Linked DNA regions of Mus musculus: all the other regions are linked to region 2. The links are chromatin loops, found by intact Hi-C in ENCODE. Cell type or tissue: left cerebral cortex. All regions are shown on one strand.

The links. Peaks named below come from ENCODE experiments on the same cell type or tissue, not always from the same donor. Only the 100,000 strongest peaks of a DNase experiment are listed, where the experiment ranks them.
Region 1: a loop joins it to region 2, with 3 times the contacts of the local background. A loop is called at or near these places in 2 of 42 quality-filtered maps.
Region 3: it touches region 2 in a loop (2.4-fold over the local background); 2 of 42 quality-filtered maps call a loop at or near these places.

The regions. Positions count from the first base shown.
Region 1 is chr15:22,907,899-22,915,898 of GRCm38, reverse strand. It overlaps a transcript of Cdh18 not described here and the pseudogene Gm19840. Among named protein-coding and RNA genes, the nearest start is that of Cdh18, 120 kb to the left of the region's middle. In left cerebral cortex, no CTCF peak of the experiment used is centred here; DNase peaks (open chromatin) are centred at 1,855, 2,209, 3,985, 4,255 and 1 more place; H3K27ac peaks cover 803 bases.
Region 2 is chr15:23,031,612-23,039,611 of GRCm38, reverse strand. Cdh18 (cadherin 18) reads right to left here and starts at 3,149. Exons shown (of 12, transcript NM_001081299.1): 1 at 3,030-3,149. In left cerebral cortex, no CTCF peak of the experiment used is centred here; DNase peaks (open chromatin) are centred at 1,825, 2,151, 2,911, 3,205 and 1 more place; H3K4me3 peaks cover 3,244 bases; H3K27ac peaks cover 2,682 bases.
Region 3 is chr15:22,829,237-22,837,236 of GRCm38, reverse strand. It overlaps a transcript of Cdh18 not described here. Among named protein-coding and RNA genes, the nearest start is that of Hnrnpa1l2-ps2, 120 kb to the right of the region's middle. In left cerebral cortex, a CTCF peak has its summit at 3,930 (motif pointing left); a DNase peak (open chromatin) is centred at 3,927.

The sequences.
Region 1 (8,000 bases), 120 kb after region 2:
AATCATAAATTCAAAATACTCCGTTGATTTAACAGTTTTAATCTAAGAGTAGACAAGCCTCTTAAAAATTCTTCTTATTGTTTTTTGTTTGTTTGTTTTGGGGGGATTTTTATTGGTTTGTTTGTTTGCTTGTTTGTTTGTTTTTCAGACAAGGTTTGTCTGTTTATTCCTGGTCATCCTGAAACTTGATGTGTAGACAAGGCTGGCCTTAAACTCAGAGATTTGCTAGCTTCTGCCTCTCAAGTCCTGGGATTAAAGGAAAATACCATGTATTTTCTATCATAAGTGCCTGTAAAATATTGTGAATGTTGCGAAGAGAATATTCCCTGTTTTGTACTGACAGCTCAATAGTATAATACCCTTATGGCAAGATTAATCAATAGTCATGTCCTCTATACTTTTGTACTAAGAAGATACAATTTTAAGAAGCTCGGGGAGTAGATGAGAGACCTTGGCCAGGCTGAGTAAAGAGAAAATCCCATTGGTCACAGCTGTGAATCCAGCCTCAGGTTGTTGGCAGTATTCATTAGAAGTATAATTAATGAATCTGTGGGCAAGAGGTTATCTCTGCACAGAGAGGAATGAGGAGTGGAGAGGGAATTGATGGAGACATAGAAGGAGGGATTCAGAGAGGGAGAGAGAGAGGGAGAGAGAGAGAGAGAGAGAGAGAGAGAGAGAGAGAGAGAGAGAGAGAGAGAGAGAGAGAGAGAGAGAGAGAGAGAGGCAAAAGGAGAGGAACATGAGGTTTAAGGACCTAACTCTCAAAGGTTAAGTCACTGTCATGTTGACCAACCTCCACTGGAAGTATACATATCCAATAATATGTATACAGCACAAACTTTACTTAACATAAAAAATAATAAAAGAAATTAATTTGGGAGATTTGGATACAGAGGTGTGTCTGGAAGAAGTTAGGAATGTAGAAAATTATGATAAAATATTATTTTACAAAATTCTCAGGGCTCTAATAAAAACACGAGAAGAATTGCAAATTGTGATGGAAAAATTAATGACTGTGATACAAGGATATCAAGACTAGGTTCCTTGCTGGAAGCAGAAGCCCATCTAAGGAGAAGCAAGCAACTAACATAACCTTCCAGGAATATACAGATACTTCCATGTGTCTAATTTAAGGCAGTTGATAAATAATTTTGCTAAGAGGAGGGAGATGATGCTGGAAAGTGAAATATGTTCTCTCATCTGAGAGCAGGCTCTAAGATTACCAAAGCAGATTCTCATCCCAGATGGCAAGCTGTGTCATCTTGGACATATTTCAGGAGAAGAGCAACAGTCATAACTGAAATGAGAACAGAGCTCAAAGTGGTTCCCACAGCTCTGTGTGATGCTCTCTCCTTATCAAGAGCTTTAGGTCATTCCTATCTTTTTTTTTTTTTTTTTGGTTTTTCAAGACAGGGTTTCTCTGTATAGCCCTGGCTGTCCTGAAACTCACTTTGTAGACCAGGCTGGCCTCGAACTCAGAAATCGGCCTGCCTCTGCCTCCCGAGTGCTGGGATTAAAGGTGTGAGCCACCATGCCTGGCTTAGGTCATTCCTATCTTAAGGCATGAAGAAACTTAAGAGTATGAAAAAAAAAAAAGTTTTTTACAAGTTTCGAGTGCCAGATTCCAAAAGAAAAATGTGCTTATTTAGAAAAAAATACTGTGGACTGAGTAAGGATATTATTGTATTGCAAAGGATGCCAGCTAACAAAGAAGGGTTCGGGTTTGCAGCTACCCCTGATCCAGATGGACTAACCATTGAGAATTTTCTGTTTGTAGATCTAGGTTGTTGGCATCGCAATCCCAGACCGAATTGCTAGTGAAAAAGCGCTGGGGCAGAGTTTAAACCCTCATTTTCAGATTCTTGCTTTTTTGGATGAATATTCACTTGAAAAACGTTGGTGAAGCGTCATCTTTCTACCCTTGCCCGGCAACAAATTCCACCCTGAACTCTACTTTCTCACGACTTCATCTGCAACTATGTGTTTCATATATGTTTTCCTAAATCACCCGTGCTGAGGGACAGAGTGCCACAGTGGAAGTTTTGGGAAAGCAGAATTAATTCACAGTGAAGAGCGCTGTAAGTCTAAGGAGCCAGTATATTGCTCAGACCCAAACTGTGCAAATACACAAATGCTTCCATTAACTTGCACTCTTCAAAATCATCACCAATGATTGGGCTTGACCAGGGGAAAGCTGTATTCATGCATAGTAAACGGTTATCTCTTCAAACCAACACTGAGCATGCCTATCTCTTTGTACACTTACTATGAGTCCTCTTAATAGCACAACACCTACCCCTGCAATCTTGGCTCCATTCTATGCTTTTCTGCCTTCTTACTAGTGTAGTAAAATCCAGTGTTTCTAACTTCTGCATCCAGTTTCCCAGTGAATACAGTTAGAAACATATAGACATTTGAATTCATATTCACAAACTTTAATTATTAGTATTTGTAATTATATATATCTTTAATATCATCATTTAATAATTTCTTAGGAAAGTCTTGCAAGTTAAAGTAGAAAAGTCTGAACATGAGTTTGTATTCTGTACAAGTAAAACGCAATAATTTATTTTGACCTTATTCTAAAACGAATTTCATAGGTAAAATGTGTCTAGAAAAGGGAACATAACTAGTTCCTCTGAATTTAATTATGAAGTGCAACCCAAAGACGGGAAATATACTTGGGCTAAATAACATTAGACTGGGATTCCTTGTTTACATGTGGCAATCAACTCTGCCCTTTCTAAAAGAGTATTTGCTTAAATCTCGTGGAAATAAATTGAGTGCACTGATTCTAAGTTGAAGATTTATTAAGTAAATAAGTACAATGAGTTTAGAGCCCCCTCTGGGTTACAAACAACTTTTACCACAAGAAAGACAAAAAGGACTTAGTAACTGCAAATTGAAAAGAGGGAGATTTTAGTAATTCAGTCATTATAATCTCAAAATGTGATGCTGGTAAGGTTTTATCACATACTATTAATCTACTTTAACTGAATGGTGGGTGTGCTTTGCAACAGTAATTCTAGTATAATTTTGTTGCACTTTATGTAATGTGTATTTTTAAGCCAATAGTGAATAATATGAAAATCACAAATGTCTCAATTTTGTAAACAATAGTTGGATTACTCACACTTTCCCTGATTCTTTTGTTTACTAATTTGCTATCAGAAGCTAAGGAAAGGAAATAAACTGTTTTCATGTCTTCTGTCAAGGCACAGGAGATGGGGCATATAGGCCAGGAAGAGTGGTAGTATGCTAATAACATTTCTGTTTATTCTTCTGTAGTTATACTTTATTATCACAACAGATAATATCCAGAAAGGATCAACTTATTAAAAGTGAATAAAATACTACTCACATAAGATACTATGCAAGAAGTACAAAATATTTTCTACATCAAAGACAGAGTAATAGAAAACTTTTATAAAATAATTTCAATATGATAAAGTATTTTAGCAAAATGTTGAGGTACAAACTATTTATGCATCATAGTCACATTGTTTTGGTCAATACATTAAAATTTAAACTGTTCCCATGCAATGTATACAAGAGTCTGATCATATGCACTCCATTTTAAGAAACCTTCTGAATATATGATCAGTTATGAAATCATGCAAAACATTTACAGATGCTTTGTAAGCGTTGCAGTGTAACTTTTAAAGCAGTATCTTTGAAATATTTACCAAATTTTAGAATAAAACTTAGAATAATATAAGAATGTTTGGAACCCTAAGGTCATTTTGTGACTTTAGGTTTTAGTATATACCCAAAAAAATGTCTTTTAATCCTGCTGTTTCTCAAGGCTTCTACTAGTGTTATTCAAATGTCCTCTGGGCGTGCCTTTACCACGACATCAGCAAGTTGTCTTGTTATGCTGATGCACACAATTCTGTATGCAGCAGTCAATCAACAAAACTGGCAGAATGCTGGAGGTGGAAGTTACACATGGCAATGAAATTCTGCATCCTTTCTGTAATCAAGGATGTCAAGAAACTATCATATGCTTCAGCAGTAGTTAGTGGTCTGTGGGAGTTGGGGGTAGGGTGTTTCAATAGGATATACAGCAGTTCAAAGGTTAGTCTGTAAATGATGGTTTTTGTTTTTTGTTTTTTTTTCCAGTAGGACAGTAGTCTGTGAGAACACAGAATTCCTGTAGATTTAGTGTTTCAATATACTCTGTAAAGTTTATCCTTGTGTTTCTCAAATGCTAATTTCTCTGCCCACATATCTTGTTTCAATCTGGAGATGGTTTTGTTATGTTTATTCTTAGAAGATCCTGTGCTAAGTTTGTATAAACATTGTTCCTCATTCATTCCTGCCTTGCCAATAAGAGTCCATGAGCCAATATGAGCTTTACAAAGAGAATAGGTGGGATTCACAATTATAAGAGGGGTGAATAAAGAAGGAGAAAGGGAGGGAAGAGTCATGAGTGTTATGTAGCAGAAGATGGCCTAGTCTGCCATCACTGGGAAGAGAGGGCCCTTGATATTGTAAACTTTAGACATATATGCCCCAGTACAAGGGAATGCCAGAGCCAAGAAGCTGGAGTGGGGTGGGTAGGGGAGCAGGGCAGAGGAAGGGTATAGGGAACTTTCAGGATAGCATTTGAAATGTATATAAAGAAAATATCTAATAGAAAATAAATAAATAAATAAATAAATAAATAGAATAAAAAAAAGAGCAGAATCGAGAAAGGATAAAAACTTCAAGGAAGATGGGAATGTAGTCTGGGAGGAAGTCTTACTAGATTGGAGGTTTAGAATGGAGTAATATATGCACAGTATTCAACTGAATGCAATTTTAATAAATCTTAGTCTCCCTGGGTTGTTATTGTGGAATGAATTTGTTGAAATACAGTCCCCAAATTAATGGACTACATATATTAAAAAATAATTCATTTTACAAGTTCCAATAAATCACAAGTTCTCCAAGTGAGACATAAAATCTTACCTTGGATCTTTTGGTCATCTTTCTGGTATCTAAGGTTGTTACTCATAACATACAATATGCAACTAATAAGGTAATATTGATTAAGTGTAATTTAAAAAATGAAAATCAGAAAACTTTTCTGTGTCATTCTGTAAACATTCATTAACACTGACAAAAATACCCTATCTTCTATCCCATTAGTACAATGGCTCACAAAGTCCAATGGTCTACCATTTAAAAACAAAACAAAACAAAACAAAACAAAACAAAACAAGATAGGGCTGCTATGACCATAGTGGAGCACGTGTCCTTATTACCAGTTGGAACATCTTCTGGGTATATGCCCAGGAGAGGTATTGCTTGATCTACCAGTAGTACTATGTCCAGTTTTCTCAGGAATCTCGAGACTGATTTCCAGAGTGGTTGTACCAGTTTATAATCCCAGCAGCAATGGAGGAGTGTTCTTCTTTCTCTACATCCTCGCCAGCAACTGCTGTCACCTGAATTTTTGATCTTTGCCATTCTGACTGGTGTGAGGTGGAACTCAGGGTTGTTTTGATTTGCATTTTCCTGATGATTAAGGATGTTGAACATTTTTTCAAGTGCTTCTCAGCCCTTCAGTATTCCTCAGTTGAGAATTCTTTGTTTAGCTCTGATCCCCATTTTTAATGGGGTTATTTGAATTTCTGGAGTCCAGCTTCTTGAGTTCTTTGTATATATTGGATATTAGTCCCCTATCAGATTTAGGATTGGTAAACATTCTTTTCCAATCTGTTGATGGCATTTTTGTCTTATTGACAGTATCTTTTGCCCTATAGAAGCTTTGCAATTTTATGAGATCCAAGCTGGAAAGAACCCAGATGTCCCTCAACAGAAGAATGGATACAGAAAATGTGGTACATTTATACAATGGAGTACTACTCAGCCCATTAAAAACAATGAATTTATGAAATTCTTGGGTAATTGGATGTATCTGGAGGATTTCATCCTGAGTGAGGTAACCCAATCACAAAAGAAGTCACTTGATATGCACTCACTGATAAGTGGATATTAGCCCAGAAACCTAGAATAACCAAGATACAACTCCCAAAACACAAGAAAATCAAGAAGACCAACTCGTGGATACTTCATTCCTCCCTAGAATAGGGAATAAAATATCCATGGGAGGAGTTGCAGAGACAAAGTTTGGAGCTAAGACAAAAGGATGGACCATCTAGAGACTGCCCCAACCGGGCATCCATACCATAATCAGCCACCAAACACAGACACTATTGCATATGCCAGCAAGATTTTGCTGAAAAGCCCCTGATATAGCTGTCTCCTGTGAGGCTTTGCCAGTTCCTGGCAAATACAGAAGTGGATGTTCACAGTCATCTATAGGATGGAACACAGGGCCCCCAGTGTATGAGCTAGAGAAAGTACCAAAGAGCTGAAGGGGTCTGCAACCCTATAGGTGGAACAACAATATGAACTAATCAATACCTCCGGAGCTCGTGTCTCTAGCTGCAAATGTAGCAGAAGATGGCCTAGTCCACCATCATTGGGAAGAAAGGCCCCTAGGTCTTGCAAACTTTATATGCTCCAGTACAGGGGAACACCAGGGCCAAGAAGTGGGAGTGGGTGGGTAGGGGAGCCGGGTGGGGTGAGGGTATAGGGGACTTTTGGGATAGCATTTGAAATGTAAATGAAGAAAATATCTAATAAATAATTTAAAAAAAAAAACCCAAGATATCTATGAACTCACCAGTACTCTTCAGTTTAAACATACCTACACCCTCTCATTAGACACTTAGTGAGTATTCCTCCTTCTCATACCAGTCAGGGCTTGAGACCATGCAAGATCAGAAGGTCATGTAATGTGAGAAAAAGGATCTGAGCCATAATTATGCATGCTCCCAGCATATAACAAATTTTATTTTATTTTTCGTTGCTTCAGCATAATGGCTTCATGTAATTATAATATTTTATTAAAACTCACATTAAGCCATATATTTTGTCTACAAAGTATTAAAATAAAAAATAAACGTAAATGTCTTCACTGTAATCACAATGTCTTCAAAGAAGTATAACTAGTATAACTAGTATAACTAGTACTCACTATTGCAGTGCAGTCTATCTATGATGAATGACAATTTGACTCAGTGTGCTGGGATCAGAATAATAGGAAGTGATAGGGTCAAAATAATAACCACATTTTTGATGTGTTTGTTTGTCTCCTTACATGGAACTTTATTAGATGATGCAAAACATCAACTAGCAAATGTTGCCATGTGCTAAATTTTTGGGTGTAAATAAAAATTGATTATGACAGGCTGATTGATGAAGAAAATTAGATCTGCCTATAGTGTCAAAGGTTGATAATAATACCAGCACCTCCCCAGAAATCCATCACAAAGAGGAAGATGAAATCTCTATTTGCTGTGCTCAGTTTTAAGAAATTTCTATGTGTGAAAACGCATAAGAACAAGAGCTATTTAAAATGTATCATTACTTCCATTTTAAAGATATGCAAAGTGAAATTGCATTAAATACATTTTGTTCATTCATATGTATTTGTGTTTATGTGTTGATATATTCTTGCACATATATGTGCACTGGCAAGTGTACGGAGGTAAACATGTATGTGTATGCATGTAGAGCACAGAGGTCAACATCCCATACCTTCCATAACTATTTTAACCTTTATTTTTGAACAATGTGCTCAGCTGCCTACTAGATTCTAGCCAAGAAGATAAATAGCTTCCTCTTGTTGCCTTCCTAGCATAGAAATTACAGAGACCAGTTACCATTCAGGGCTCTAAGTTTCAGTGCTGAGATCTGAACTCGGGCAATCAGGCCGTGAATTCTGAATTGTTCGCATAAATTATAAGAGCTGGGGACATCTATAAGCAACATAATCAATTAATGGAACTTTTCTTAACAGTGACTATCTGTAGATGTCCATCCCACTAGTTACATACTATATGGAATGTGACATGGAATGGCAATTGATGTGTTACCGTTAGATTTTGTTATATAAAATGACAGATGTGTCCATCCGATTTGTATGTTTTCTCTCAGAAATTAAC
Region 2 (8,000 bases):
CCCAAACAATGAAAATGTAAAACAGAAAATTCATACTTCCATACTTCCATGTATATATTATTTTATTAATGGGCCATTGTTACAATAAAGATAATAGTAACAGATATTGTAAGCCCAACATGTGAACCTTTTGTTGGTGTTCTTTTCTACTCCTACTGTGATTTAGGACATGTATTCTGTGTCAGATTTTCAATTAATAGAAAAAATAAGGATGTGGTCATTACTGTGTTTTACAATAATGTGGTAGGACCTATTGAAAGTTTACAACTCGAGATCAATTCAATTTCAAAGTAATATGAGAATTCATGGGTAGTGCACACAAATTGATGCACATGGATAGGTGTCTACTTCATTGGCATGCTTATGACCATTTTGTAAACCTGCCCTTCACTATTGTAAGTGCAGTAGTTCACCATGAGAGAGTGATGTTTTCTTCCACACCTTACTGTAAAGTTAACAACATAAGGAGCTGCTACTTCTGGTTGCCTAACCTTTAGCAAAATGATCCTTGAATTTAATGTTTAGAGATCAAAGAGATTGCTACACTGTCTGCAAAGCTCAGGGCATCCCTCTACCCTAGCAAGAAATAACATCCAAATATCAATAGAACCAACATCCAAAAGTCCTAACCCAGAACACAGTCTTTAGGCATGAACACCTGAATGAAGATAGAGAATTAAGCAAATTGAAAAGTTTGCTGCGGTATTGTCTTTAGTAAGTAAAAAAAAAAAAAAAAAAGAATATAATACACACAATGTATATATCTAAATTTTGGGTTAGTTTTTGAAGGACTATACTGCATCAGTCAAGTGATTCAGCACAACTGAATGTTTATCTTCACCATTTTCAATGTGCTACAGTGTACATGCGTGTTTACATGTCACAACACCGATGTCAGAAAAATTAAAGGGATAGTTTCAACTCTTGACCAGCCATAAGTCAATTCAGAAAGGATGCAACCACTTCTAAAAATGCAGTTTACATTCATTGTGCCAGCAAAACAGAGGCATAGCCTAATAATGGTATTTCTACGATCCAATGGAATCAAACACATTATATACATAGAATACACTTTGTTTAAAATATCATAATATTTTAAACCACATCTCAGCCTCCCATATCCATTTTGACAAAAGTCATAGGAAGAATGATAATTACCAGATTCTACCATAGGAAGCCTCTGCAGGTATCAGGAGCTCTTGCCTCTGCTTGTGACTTCTGTAGCTAATTCTATTCAGGGTGCAGCAGTCAGAGTTTTAAGTAGAGTTCCCTATCACAGTCTGTCTACTGCCTCATTCTGCTTTGCTATTGGTTTACCTTCTGCTGGACCTTTCTGCTGCATTTGAAACAGCTTGCTCTCATTTTGTACAATTCACTGTTTTCAGGCCAGCAATCAATATTAGCTATTAGTATCATTTTTCTATTTGCTTTCTTAAGTTAGCTATCTGTGTTGAAAAACAGTAGAACTATATAGTGCATAAAGTGATTATTGACGGAAGCCTGTTTAGCGCATGCCTTGTGGAAGGAATGAATTGGGTGGCAGACACTAGGTTAATTCACTGGCTGTAAATATAGAATCAAACATATAGCAGGAAGCTTGAAAACAAAACTGCAATAATAATTGGTGCTGGACCAGAACGCTACAGAATGGACTCCCTTCTAGCATTACATTCTGTTTCCTCCTCCCACACATCACAAGGTATGCACAAGATCTTCTCTGGGTTTCAAACTCTTAATTCAGGACCTAATATGTTCTCTGAGGAGATTATATCCTCAGACAGAGAATGGTTATTGCAGAAGGATAGCCTCCTGCTTTTAACATCTGTGGGTGATCTCAGAGAGGTAGAAAAAGGTTGGAAAATGCAAGGAGTGCATACAGTTAGGTTTTTGGCTGCATAACAAAATTTTTCTCTGATCTGTCTCTGGACTCACAGCAGGCATGCCATCACCTGAGCAAACCAAAAAGCACAGTATTTTTTATTCCTAAGAATTTTTATTTGAGAAACCACAAGGATCACTTATCTTGACAAGGCAATTGACATGAGGTAAGGATATTTTAACAACCCTAACTAATAAGATTCTGTTTTCACCTGTTAACACATGAAAGCTTTGCTTGGCTACACATCTTCATGCACAGCACACTCACAGACAAGAATGGAAGCTATTTACCTTGATTGTCAGATGTGGAAACAAAGACAAAATTAGATGAATGTACACTCAGAACAGAACAAGGTTGGCAAGTTAAGGCACTGACTGAGAGTTAACAAACACACAGAGACACTAAATAAACTAGCTAGTGCTCCAGGAGTCAGCGGGCTTCTCTGCCTGCATCATTACTGTGCCTTTGGTAAAAACATAAAAGTTTCACCTTAGGTTTTCATAAACATTTATCTATGAAAACAGCTTGGGAAGGAAAACATTAAAAAAAAAAGGAAAAAAAATAAGAAATTTCTCAAAATCCAAGAGAGAACAAAAACAAAACAAGACAAAATTGTTCATCTTGCAGCAGTTTCAGTGTGCAGATACCTTGTCATTTTGCAGGATACTGGAAAGACCATAATTAAAAAGCACCATGTAAAATCCAATTGCAAAATCCCTGTTTGAGTCGGACCACGCTGATCTCACTTTTTTCAGACTGACATAAATGCCTCTGAATTGGATACCCTCAGTATTCAAATGTGCTGGCAGAGTCCCCTTCCAACTTCTTCAGGGGCAGAGCAGTTAACACACACGCACATCCTCAGAACCGCACATCCTCAGAACCGCACATCCATAGAACACACGGAACCAGCTGGATTGGAAGCACCACATTCCATAGGCTGTATAGCAGCATTCCGGCATGAAAAACACAAATTTATACTAGCGGCAAGGCTGCCGGCTGCAACTTTCCCATTAGCACAGTATCTTGTGAAAAGCATCCAGGAGGAAGATTTCACCAATGCTGTTTCACTCCGAACTGAGTAAGCAGCCCCATTGTACAAAAATATTAATGTCACGACAGAGTAAAGTGTGATGTATTGAAACCTTACCTTGGCTGACTTGCCCTAACTGCTGGAAAGGAACTTAATTTATGAGAAGCACAGGGGGCACTTTCTCAGAGCTCTGGGCACTGCTGCTCACGGTCCTCGGAGAGCCCAGGCTCCGGCTCCGCACCTCCAGCCCCAGGCTCCCAGGCTGGGTCTCTGCAGCTCCCGAGCGCGTCTCTGATTGGCTGGCAGCTCGTGTCGGCCTGCTGCTCAGCTCGGCTCTCGCAGTCTCTCCTCCTTCCTCCCTGACTCTCCCTCTACTCCCTTCCCCTTTTGCTTCCTTCTCCCCCACCCCACCGTACATACTTTTGGGGCTGCACAAATACCCTTTTTGTCCCATAGACAAGGTCACACAGAAAGCAATAAGGTTAATAAGAATCACACACACACACACACACAGGCAAACAAAACAAAAATCTTGTGTTCTTCAAAAATGACAGCCAGGATGCAGGACGCAGGACGACTCGGGTGACAGTTTAGACCAGCAGTACTCTGCGGGGGATGGGAAAGTAGGGGCCAGAGCAAGGGATGACTGTCAGATGGAATGGGAGTATACATCAGAAGGGAAAGAGCAAAGGCAGGCAGGGCAAGCGCTGATGTGGCAAGCTGGTAATAAATTTTCATATTTCCGTGCAAAGTCGTCACAGCCTGCTAAACATCCAACTGCTGGCTCACTCATCAGCGATCCCTAGTATAGAGGAAGTCCAGCGATTTAGCCTGAGAGATGCCCTTTCATGCCGTGTCCCAAGTACTCAAGGCGTGTAGGGTTTATATTAGATGGAGCTTCCTCTTGGAGGTCAGCATTATATTTCTGAAGATGAATGGTACTGCAGTGCCTTCCCAGCCTCTTGCTAGTGCCAGAAGAACTAAGCCATGCGTGAACTTCTCACCTCTTCTGACTCCTGAATAAATTACAACGCTTTGTAATGTACACAGCTTATGATAACAGGGATTTCAGGCCTGACTGGCTGTTTTCAAAATTGATGTGAGCAGCTGAGGCAGCTTCAGTACTTTCTCCCAGCGGGAAGTCAGTCACGCACACTCACCCATCAATACCATCCTGCATCTCACTGGAAGCATCATAGTAAACAAGGGTGGGTGTTTTTCGAAATGGAGCGACTACTCCAAGGGTCTCATGACAGGGATATCAACACTCGTAAGGGATTCTCATTGGTTGCCGACACCAAGAAAATAGCATTCCTTTGGATACATAGTTGCTAAAACTACCAAAGCCCCTTTTGAATGCACACCAGAGGAAAAACTCTCCGGTTGAAAAGAGGTAGTGTTAACAGGATGCAGATTTGCTAATGTGCAAAACAGATGTGAGCTTTAGCATCAAGGTTGGGATTTTTCTCATGATGCTGCTGTAGATGAATACAGCATACAGCATAACTCACCCTCAACATATTTCTTCAAATTTAGGAAATATTCGTTTTCCCAAACCTGTATGTGTGTGTGTGTGTGTGTGTGTGTGTGTGTGTGTGGTTGTGTGTGTGAAAAAAATCAGTAAGATACCCAAGCATTTATTCATAAATCATGGTAAAAGTTTGACAAAGGTTACTTAACTTGTAACATTCCGATCTTATTTGGTCTTTTTCTACTTTGAGAAAGGTCATTTGAGAAGATAAGGTAAGTGGTTTTTCTTTTAAAGTGCAGCAGAGGGAATGTTTAGAATCAACTACTTATATTTGACTGTCTTTATTTCATGGGAGTATTGAAGAGTAGAACTATTTCAGTTGGTTTGGGGGTTGATATTTTGAAAGGAACAAACAGAAATAGTGCTGGAATTGAATTACCTCTTGTGAAAGAATCTCACATTGAAGTTGCACTACAAAACATGTAATAAGTCAATTAAAATTTGGAAGTCACCAACATTTGAACTGTTAGGAAAAAGTAGAACAGGAACAGCAGTGTCAGAATAATGAGCCAATGTTCTCTCAGGTTTTATTTATTCTCTCCCTTGTGGCTCCCAATACAAATGAAGGATTTCTATATATGGTGTCCTAATTTACTTTAAAATAATATTTCCTAAAAAGTTGAGATTATATTACACTATTTTATCTTTACATATCCTCCCTTCATATACTCCATATATATATATATATATATATATATATATATATATATATATATATATATATATATATTCTTGCTCTCTTTCAAATCCATGGCCTCTTTTTCCCCACTAATTGCTGATATACACACACATACACATGATGTAGATGTATCATATATAGTTAAATATATAAGTAGAATCTGATCGGTCTGTATGTTACTTTGATTGTCTGATAAACCTACAAATATACACAGAAGTAGAATTATATGGTAATCCATTTTTTCTTATTTAAAGGAATATTGAAAAGAGGATGCAGCTCATATCTTGCTCTGTAAGGAGGCACTGGTGATTGAGGGAAAGGTAGTTTTGATGAGTAAAAAGGATAGGAAGGCGAGCGTTTGGTCTCAAAGAAGTCGTGTGGTTTAATTTTAGCATTGTATACTATAGCATCCTCAGGAGAAGACTAACTCTGCTTATTACATCATTTCTAGGTGATTGAAATAGAATGTTTGTTTGCCACCAGGCTACAACTGTGTTTTCTCAACCATCAGTCATGAGAATTTCAGGGGTGTGCTAGAAAAGTAAACAAGGTTTTATTGACCTCCATTTGGGGTTTTCCATCGTTAAGTCAACAATAACTGAATGGAGCAGAGATGCATCATATGGGTCAACATTTTCTTGCTGACAACCGCAAAAAGTACAACCCATTCCTAAAATATCTATTTATCAAATGTGGATGTATATAAATTACTCTGCTCTCAGATTATGGGCTGTAGATGCTCTCTAAATTCCACAATACCATGTACAGTATACTTAAGTGACTTTAAAAGTTTGATGCTCTACCAGTAAGCACTTCCCAGCATCCACAATAACTTCCAGGTTTGTTGGCTGTATATGGTATAGGTCCCCAGTTGGGGCAGTCTCTGGAAGCCTGATAGGGCTGTCTCCTAAGAGGCTCTGCTAGAGCCTGACAAATACAGAGGCTGAAGCTTGCAGCTAACCTATGGACTGAGCTCAGGGTCCCCCATGGAGGAGTTGGAGAAGGGACTGATGGAGCTGAGGGCTGAGGGGGTTTGCAGCCCCATGAAGGGAGCAACAGTGTTAACTGGCCAGACTTCAGGGACTGGACCACCAACCAAAGAGTACACATGGAGCATCCCATGGTGCTGGCCACATATGTGGCAGAAGATGTCCTTGTTGAACATTAGTGGGAGGAGAGGCCCTTGGGCCTGAGGTTGTTCGATGTTCCAATGTAGGGAAATGTGAGGGCAGAAGAACAAGAGTGGACATTCTCATAGAAGCAAGGGGGGGGGGGAGGGATAAGGGTTTTGAAGGGGAGACCTGGAAAGGGGAAAACATTTGAAATGTAAATAAAGAAAATATTCAATAAAAAATTTTTTAAAATATTTGATGCTCATAATCTGTGACACACTTCCCCAGCAATCTGAAGATGAATCTGTTGGCCACCTATTACATGATATGTGTTTTCAGGGAACAGAGAAGACAGCATATCGACTAGTATGGATCATGGTGACTAGAGGAAAGGCAGGTAGTAAGGAGTTGACCATTTTCTCCTGATGTCAAAGATGAAAAGACTGGATGGTTTATCAGTCAACAGAATTTACTATGGAGCTAATGTCAGAAGCTGAAAGCCTGGGAGTTTCTGCTGCACAGCCCTTTTTGTGTTACCTTGGGAGAGTTAGAAGAAATATTTTAGCTGGCAAAAGAGCAGCATTTAACACAGGATTGACGCTGGTCAGACTAAAGAGACTAGAAAGACTAAAATGTATTGCTAAATGGTGAACATTTTGAAAGAAAAACTCAGAAAATTGTCACTTTAGATGCCATTACATGCTCAGTTTTACTGTGAAAATTTAGGAATCATATTTTCAAATACAAATGAAACAAGAATGTAAAAGTACATATCCAGTCTCCTTGTCACTCAATAGTGGGAGGAGTCAGTCTCCTTGTCACTCAATAATGGGAGGAGTCAGTCTCCTTCTCACTCAATAGAGGGAGGATTCAAGAGCACAAGGATGACAAGGTAGTTCATCCTTGAGTGTCTTTATCGAGTTATCACATGAAGCAATGCATGTGTTTGGGGTGTATAGCTTTTTGTGTTGATATGTGTTGAGAAAAGCCCATCTCATGCAGCTACGTAGCACATCAGTCATTTCAAATAGTTAGTTTGTTTTCAAGTAATATGTAGTAAAGGATTTGATTTTTATGTGAGAAAAATCTGAAAAAATTACAGTTTATATTAGCCAAAGATATACTTTGTATATCTTTGGTAGAAAGAATATGAGAAAAATTCTGTACTGGTAAAAAAAAAAATCACGTTACCTCCTCCTAAGGCACAGGAAACATCACAGGAGATGGACAGAATGTCTGTGAATGGACCTCTGTAAGATTGTCTCATGTGAACATGACAGGGTTTGTGGAACTCATGATCTCAGAAGAGCTGTGGTTTTGTGCAGAAGCCCTGTACATTCTCAACCTTTCAACATGGGTGGGAGACTGAGCCCACCCCTAACTGAGGACCCACTGGGAGTTGATAGCTGCTGGGCTGTGGCCATTGGTAAGAAGACTCTATTTTGAATCAACTGGATAATTCTGTTTTAAAATGGAGGTAAATTGGGAGGCATTTGACAAGTGAAATCTGAGTTGAGGAAACAGGAAAAGTGAGGCATAACTGTTATTAAATGCATTATATACTTGTGTGAAATTATCAAAAATAAATAAAATATCACCTTCAGTTTTATTACCGCAGTTTACCTAATAAAGCTAATCTTTACTCATTCTAGCACTTCAGCTTAAAATTGGTCAATAATAGTGCAAGAAAACAAAAGAAAGATCTCTATAAAGAGCCATGCAAGTACTATGATACCAATTATGCCTAAAACACAATATTTCCCTTC
Region 3 (8,000 bases), 200 kb after region 2:
ATTTTCTAAGCATTTTTTTTTCTTATAATGTTTTTTGCCATTTTACTGTTTGTATTTGGTAGTTTTCTTTCTTAATTTTTCAAAATGTATTTATACACTCACAATTCATCCCAATTGCACACCCTCTTCCTAGTGTCACTGTCACAAGCCCCTACCATTATTACCCTATCCCCTTCTCCTTAGAGAAGGGAAAGACCTCCGTGGGTAGGGTCCATCCTGCACTAGAACAACAAATCACAGCAGCACTAAGATCAGCCCACTGAGGCATCTCCAGGTAGTCCAGCTAGGGGAAGGGAATACAATGACAGGCACCAGAGTCAGAGACAGCCTTCTCTCCAACTTTTATGGGACTGACATGAAGACCAAGCTGCATAAGTATGCAGTGGGCCTAGGTTCTGTCCCTGCATGATCTTTGTAGTTGGCAGTTCATTCTCTGTTATTTGACTTTGATGGTCTTCTTGTGGTATCCTTGATTCCTCCTGCTTATTCAGTCCTATCTCCCAGTCTTATTATTTTTAGAAAATTAGTCATATTATTAGGTTTCTCCACTATGAAAAATAAAATGAATGAGTTTTTGGAAGTTTACTAAATAGTAAGTTATTCTATGTGCAATATGACATCATGTTCTTTTCATAGGAATCCACCTTCCTTATATGTCACACCTAATGGAGTATGTGAATACGAAAAATCCTACATCATTCAACATGGAACACAAAGCTGTCCATTGAACCGAAACCAGAGGGTTTGTGTAGAGTACTCATTGCCTGATAAGAATTTTACGAGCCTAGAGACAGAGAATCGGCCCCTATGGGTCTAAAGACATCATGGATAACAATTTAAAATATGTTCTTAAATTATATTTGTCCTTTGCATTTAACATTAACCAGAATTTGATTCAGTATCTCAATTTCAGTTACTGGGATTTTGGGCTCCTTAATGTAAATATGTCTGTTTAATTCGCAATAGCTGAATTATGATACAGCCTTGTTAATTTTTTTATTATTATTTTAATAGATATTTTCTTTATTTACATTTCAAATGCTATCCAGAAAGTTCCCTATACCCTCTCACCACCCTGCTCCCCTACCCACCCACTCCCACTTCTTGGCCCTGGCATCCCCCTGTACTGGGGCATATAAAGTTTGCAAGACCAAGGGGCCTCTCTTCTCAATGATGGCTGACACAAGAAAATCAAGAAGAAGGAAGACCAACGAGTGGATACTTCATTCCTCCCTAGAATAGGGAATAAAATACCCATGGAAGGAGTTGCAGAGACAAAGTTTGGAGCTAATACAAAAGGTTGGACCATCCGGAGACTGCCCCACTCGGGGGTTCATCCCATAATCAGCCACCAAACGCAGACACTATTGCATATACCAGCAAGATTCAGCCTTGTTAATTCTTTTCCATATTTGCCCTTACAGGTTGAATCTGAAATGACCATTTTCAACTCCTATGTTTGACCACTTGGTCTCAGGATTGTGACACCATTTGGAAGTTCATAGAACATTTAGGAGGTGGGGCTTTCTTTATATAGTCTGTTACTAGGACCAGGCCTTAGCGTTTTACAGCTGTGCTGTACTTCCTGTCTGTTAGCTGTTTCTTGATTGCGTATACATGTGATCACACATCATGATTTTGCTGCCATGGATTATGAACTGAAGGATTATGAACTGTTCTCCCAAATCTGTAAAGGGAAATCTGTAAAGGGAAATAGTATCTTCCTTCCTGATGGTGCTTCTTCTTCTTCTTCTTGTTCTTCTTCTTGTTCTTCTTCTTGTTCTTCTTCTTGTTCTTCTTCTTCTTGTTCTTCTTCTTCTTGTTCTTCTTGTTCTTGTTCTCCTTCTTCTTCTTCTTCTTCTTCTTCTTCTTCTTCTTCTTCTTCTTCTTCTTCTTCTTCTTCTTCCTCCTTCTTCTTCTTCTTCTTCTTCTTCTTCTTCTTCTTCTTCTTCTTCTTCTTCTTCTTCTTCTTCTTCTTCTTCTTCTAATACCTTTTTATTGAATTTTGATTTTGAAAATGCATCATCACAAACATCTAAAAACTCTACATTAAAACTTCCCCAATAAATGAAGAGAGGTCCTTTTTGCACATTTGCATTCATGAAAGGTATGGTTTCTTAGGATATAGGTCATTTTTGAAAACATAGTCATGACTAACACAATTTCATGTCCAACTCAGTATTTCATGTGACTACAGTGGTAAGACTAGGTGCATACAACTGATAACTTTAATGTTTACATTTATACATTTAATATTTTACCTACTTTGAAGAATATTGTTCTTTATTTCTTATTTAAAAAAGAAGCCTTTTATTTTATTTGGCATACATACCTTTTACACCATGTTTGTAACTCTAAACTCTCCTTTTCAGTAAGACTTGAAGTCTTTGGTGGATGATGAAGAGGGCAGATTCTGGAGTAAGTATGAACTCAGCAATAAGAGATATAAATAGTAATGCATATATATATATATATATATATATATATTTACATATATATATATATATATATATATTCATTTTCACATATACATGCTGTTCCTTATTGATTTTTATAGTAATTGGTATTATTAATTTGCAGAGAAATTATATTTATTTGGACTTTGCCTGTCATTACTTGGTTAATTGGGTAACTTCGATTTTTCCAAATATTTCAAGTCAGTTCTCTTACTCTTGTTATGTATGATCTTCAACTGAAATATAGTACAACTATTAAATATTCATCATAGTGCTCATTTAAAAAAACGGAGAAAATAGAAAAAACTTGATAGTACAAGCACAGGAAAAAGTTTTGCTGAGGAATTTTCTTAATGATTTATACTTTACTTTAAAAACACTCGCTGAGGTCTAGGAAGACGAGTCCGTAGGGGAAGGGGCCTTCCATCAGCCTGATAATCAGGGTCCAAGCCACCCTTGACAAATTCCTGGTGCAAAGAGAGGAATTCTCATAGGTAGACACAGGTTATCAAAAGGAGAAATAACGGTAATAGAAAAATAGAAAGGATATAAATAATAATAATATACTGTTCACTGAGAGGGGAAGGAGACATAAAAGGAGAAATGTTTTTTAAAAAGTACACAAATACTGCTTCTAGATCCCTCTGTAAGAGTTGGGAGGAGGATCGAAAGAGCTAAAGGGGATGGCAACCCTATAAGAAGACCACAGTATCAAGGGACCCTGGTTCCCAGAGACTGAGCATCCAACCACAGAGCACACATTGGCTACTTCATGCCTCTCCCTGCCCCCACCATATATCTAGCAGAGGACTGCTTTGTTTGGCCTCAGTGAGAGAAGATGAGTCTAATACAGTAGAGACTTGATTTCCCAGGGAAGGGGGATGCTGCTGTTGCTGCTGCTGCTACTGCTGCTGTTGCTGGTGGTGGTGGTGGGTAAATCAATCAGGGATGGGTGTTAGTTGGGTAGGGGTGGGTGGCTGGATATGGGAACATCTCAGAGGCAAAGCAGAGGGGAAATGGGTTGAAGAACATTGTGAGGAGGGACAGGGAGGGGACAGCATTTGGAATGTAAGTAAATGAAAGGAAGGAAGGGAGGGAGGGAGGCAGGGAGGGAGGGAGGGAGGGAGGAAGGAAGGAAGGAAGGAAGGAAGGAAGGAAGGAAGGAAGGAAGGAAGGAAGGAAGGAAGACTGTCCTTACGTGGTGAAATGATAGTAAAGTGTACTCAGTAGGTAAAGCAGAGCTCAGAGAATTCTTTGGAATGTATTTATCTTGTTAAGCAAAGGAGATGTTATTTTACTTCTACCACTGTCTTTGTCAAAGCTTTCTTTTATCTACAGAATAATTCTATTCTACAGATTTTGGAAAAAAAAAAGATTGGATAATAAGTAATGAATTTTACAACCATGTAAACTTTGATAAAATACCAACTTCAAACTGTAGTGGGTTTAGTTCCCCCTAGTGGTAATTGGTCAAGATTCTACAAAATCCATAAAGCACTCAGACAAGCACTTCAAATTATATTTGAAAAACTCTCTCCATTTCTCACATTTTTTCAATAGCTCATATGCATCATCTGCATAGATTACAAAGTCATGCCAGAGGGAAATATTTGTTTTTATTTCCAGACCAATGATTGCTGACCATGGTGATCCATTTGTTTATAACAGCAGATTGAAATTGTAGTGAATTCCAATCTATTAAGTATAATGTAGTTTAACAGTGTGATAAAAATTAAAATTATACTGATATATAAATCTTACTAAAAGCCTTAAAAACAATTGCTACTTCTTAATGAGTAATAGCAACCATATGTTATTGTAGTACAAGTATCAATTATAATATACAAGACTATTTTACCAAACATGAACACCACGATTTCACTGTTTTAATATATTTTTTGAAATTGTAAATTGTTATTAAAATATTTGTCATCTTCTTGTATATATTTAACACTCTGTGCTCCTCCTCTCCCCTCCCCCACATACACACACACACAAAAAGTGGCTTTTGCTTGGGGACTTGCTAGAAAAAGAAGGCATTTCAGAATTTATTTTTATAATTATTTTACTGTCATAAATGATCCATATGTTTCATTACTTTGTGAACTTAAATCCTCAGGCAAAGCACTCTGGAATAGAGTACAAACTAAAGATATTTATTTGAAATAACCACAACTATGATGCACACAGCTACGCTATGTTGGAAAAAAAAAAAGGAAAAACTTCAGCCTCTAATTAGCATTAAATTATAGTTATTAGGTTTTGACAAAGTGCTGTCCAAGCTATTTTCTTTTTTTTTTTTTTTTTTTTTTTTTTTTTTTTTTTGGTTATGCTTAGAAAGTGTATCACGTTTTCCTGGAAGCTGTCTTCATTCCAAGAATCTTCAGTCCTGTCCTGCTCCTGCTCTCTTCTCTCCTGTAGGTGTTATTTCTCCTTTGTAGCTGTCATTTTGTCAATTGTGAAATAGTTTGCTTCCACCCTATGTCTATGAGTTATATTGAAGCAAAGACATGTCACATCCATGAATCTTACAAGGATGAGGGATGAGAAGACAGTTATTTTTAGATAAAAAACTTTACTCTGAAATACTTTGTATTGTTTTGTTAGAGCTAAAATGTGGTGTGTAGAGCCCAACTATTTTGTAAATAGCATTTTATATTCTTGTGATTTCTCTTTAAGTTCTTGATGCAAAATTACAACGTACTGCATAAAATATCTATATCATATTTTGTTTGTTCTTACCATTTGGTTTTGTTCTACTTGCTGTTTTGTTTTGTACAACATCATTCTGTAACCCAAGTTGGCTTTGTGGTCTTAAAAGCCATGTAACATAGGTAAGTCTTAAACTCATGGTGACTATTCTGACCCAGATACCTGCTCTTCACATTCTCTCCCACATCTTCTTTCCCACTCCCAACCATCAGTGTTTACTCCTAACAATGTCACCTGTTTACTTACCTAAATGCAATTATACAATATCCCTTATTTATTCATATAAAGGTTCACTCTATGACTCTCACCATGGGTTAATATAAACTGGTCCTATATCCTCAAAGAAGACACATGGTTAAGAGTACGCATTGTTTACTACCATATGAATGTCTGATACTAAATGGGCATCTATAAACCAGTATTCACTACATAATCAGAAACCGTACTTGGAGAAGAACTTATCTTAGGCTTCTTGGCTCCAAGGATGCTGAGAGAAAAGCCTGTTTTTTGTTTTTGTTTTTGTTTTTTCTGTTTAAAGCTTCACGAAGGTTAAGTTCTTATAGTAACCTAAACCCATGAGAATAACTACAGTAGTAAAATAAAAATGAAAGCAATGTTTTAAAGTACACATGTAGCAGAAGTATATGAAAATTCTTCTCCAAGTATGAAAAAAATAACAGCAGCAGAAAGAGCAGAAATAACTGTAGAAGCAAAAATAGAAGAAAGGCTCCTAATGCAATAAAAACGGTTAAACCAGAAATGAAGGGTAATGCTCTAAAGTACAACTAAAAATGAATATTGAGAAAGCAAACGTTTAATAGAACTTTTGGTGTACATTGTATTGTTAATAAGTCAGAGCAGAAGACCAGACTATGAGGGTATGCTGGAATTGGCCCCCAAAGAAACTGTATGATAAAGGTGACTTTTAAGGGACTGAAACAAATCATCTGAGGCAGTTAAATGGAAAAGCAGAGTAAGGATAGCAATCAGCTTCTGATAAAACAGACCATTAGATACTTAAAATTCTCACCCAGTTGATGCTATTTTTCACAAGTTAAATTGAAGTCAAGGTTAATTTCATATCTGAGAGTCAAACTAATCAGGGGGAGATTACTTTATAAATTAGGTAATGTCCAGAGTATTTAAGAAGTTAACACTGTTCAAGTAATTCACAGATAACACATTCAAATAAGAAAGCATTTATATAAATGATCAATGTATTCAAAACAGACATTTCCTCACAAAATGCACAAAGCTTCAAAGGGCATTGTAAAAGAAAAACAAAAAATTTTAGCCTAGCAGCTATAAAACAAGTTGAATTTGTACTATAAGAAAATCTAAGAACAGATGTTTTCAGTGTTAAATTATGAATTTAAGGAGAAATTAAATTAACATTACAGGACAGCAGTAAAATGGAAAAAAAAATCTATCTCACCAAAATCTAATAACCTTCTTAGGGATCTAAAATATATCATTTCTTTTTAGTCTAACAGAACAAAATTATGAAATCCAAAATTAATCAGTATTTTCAGGTTTGCAAAAGAGATACATGCTCACCGAGTAAATGAGTTAAACAAAGGAATATTAAATGAGATTTAAGTCATGGAGTATCAGACTTTCTTCTTCGGATAAAAATGATCCTCCTTGAGGAAAAACCTACAGAAACCAATAGACATTAATATGCTACATAATTTGTTTAGAAAGATTGTAAGATGCAATAAAATAAATCAGTTTATCTATATAGTTTCAAAAAATATCAGAAAGTTTAATAAAATTATTTCTATTTTAAGCAAAATAAAATTGAAGCACTGAAGTCATTGTATGACAATTTGCAAATACACTTTTGTAGGGAAGCAGGGAAGCTGACTGCAGATCTTGACCTGTCTCTCTGGTCCTCCAAGTCCAACCATCAGTACTCACTCCCAAAATCACATCAGAAAACGTGCTGCAGTCTCCCTTTCCCCTGCTCACCAAGTGGGTCACACAGATCTTCCCCTATTAGCCTTTTCCCTGTCACTAATTGCTTTCTTCTCGCATTCAACTTCATCAAGCAGTCTATGGGAAACGATAGAACATGTTGTCCAGGGAGAAAGTTGGCTATCTACAGATCTGCATCTCTCCCTCCATTCTTCCAAGTCCTATCTCCAGTCTCATCCCCAGCTTTGTAGCAGACCTTGTGTTGTTGTCTCAATTCATTTTCTGCCCATTGCCAGGAAACTAAGCAGAACCTACTGGATGACTGGGCTTTTCTCCCTCTTGTGAATCCCTTTGGAACCCTTTTCCATCCCGTCTCTATTTCTAAGAATATGAACTTTATACTACATGTATATTACATGGAATTTCCAGTGTTTAAATTTATCAGGACCCTTGGGAAATTTCCTGCAAGACAACATACTGCCACCAAGTTATTTTTCGAAACCAGAAGGAAAACTGAAATCAAAAGCAAAAGCACTCTTCCATCAAAGAGAAGACAAGATATTAGCATCTGCAAAAACAATCTTCCCTATGCCAGATGCATAGACACCAGTATAAATAGCCAGGACATTAAGACTCCCCTGGGGCCAAGCAACACTCCTAACTTCCCTTCCATGACTCATTGCTTTATGTTCCAAAGAGAACACTCCTCCATTGCAGGTAGGACTGCAATGTCTTTCTAACTCCAATAAACTCATTGGCTCACAAAAAGAGAGAGAGAGAGAGAGAGAGAGAGAGAGAGAGAGAGAAGAAAATATCTAATCTTTTTTTTTTTTAAGAACAGTACAGGGTTGTTCTTTGACATAAGAAGATATGGTTTTGATAAAAGAAGGAAAAGAGAAATAAAGGTGAGTTTTT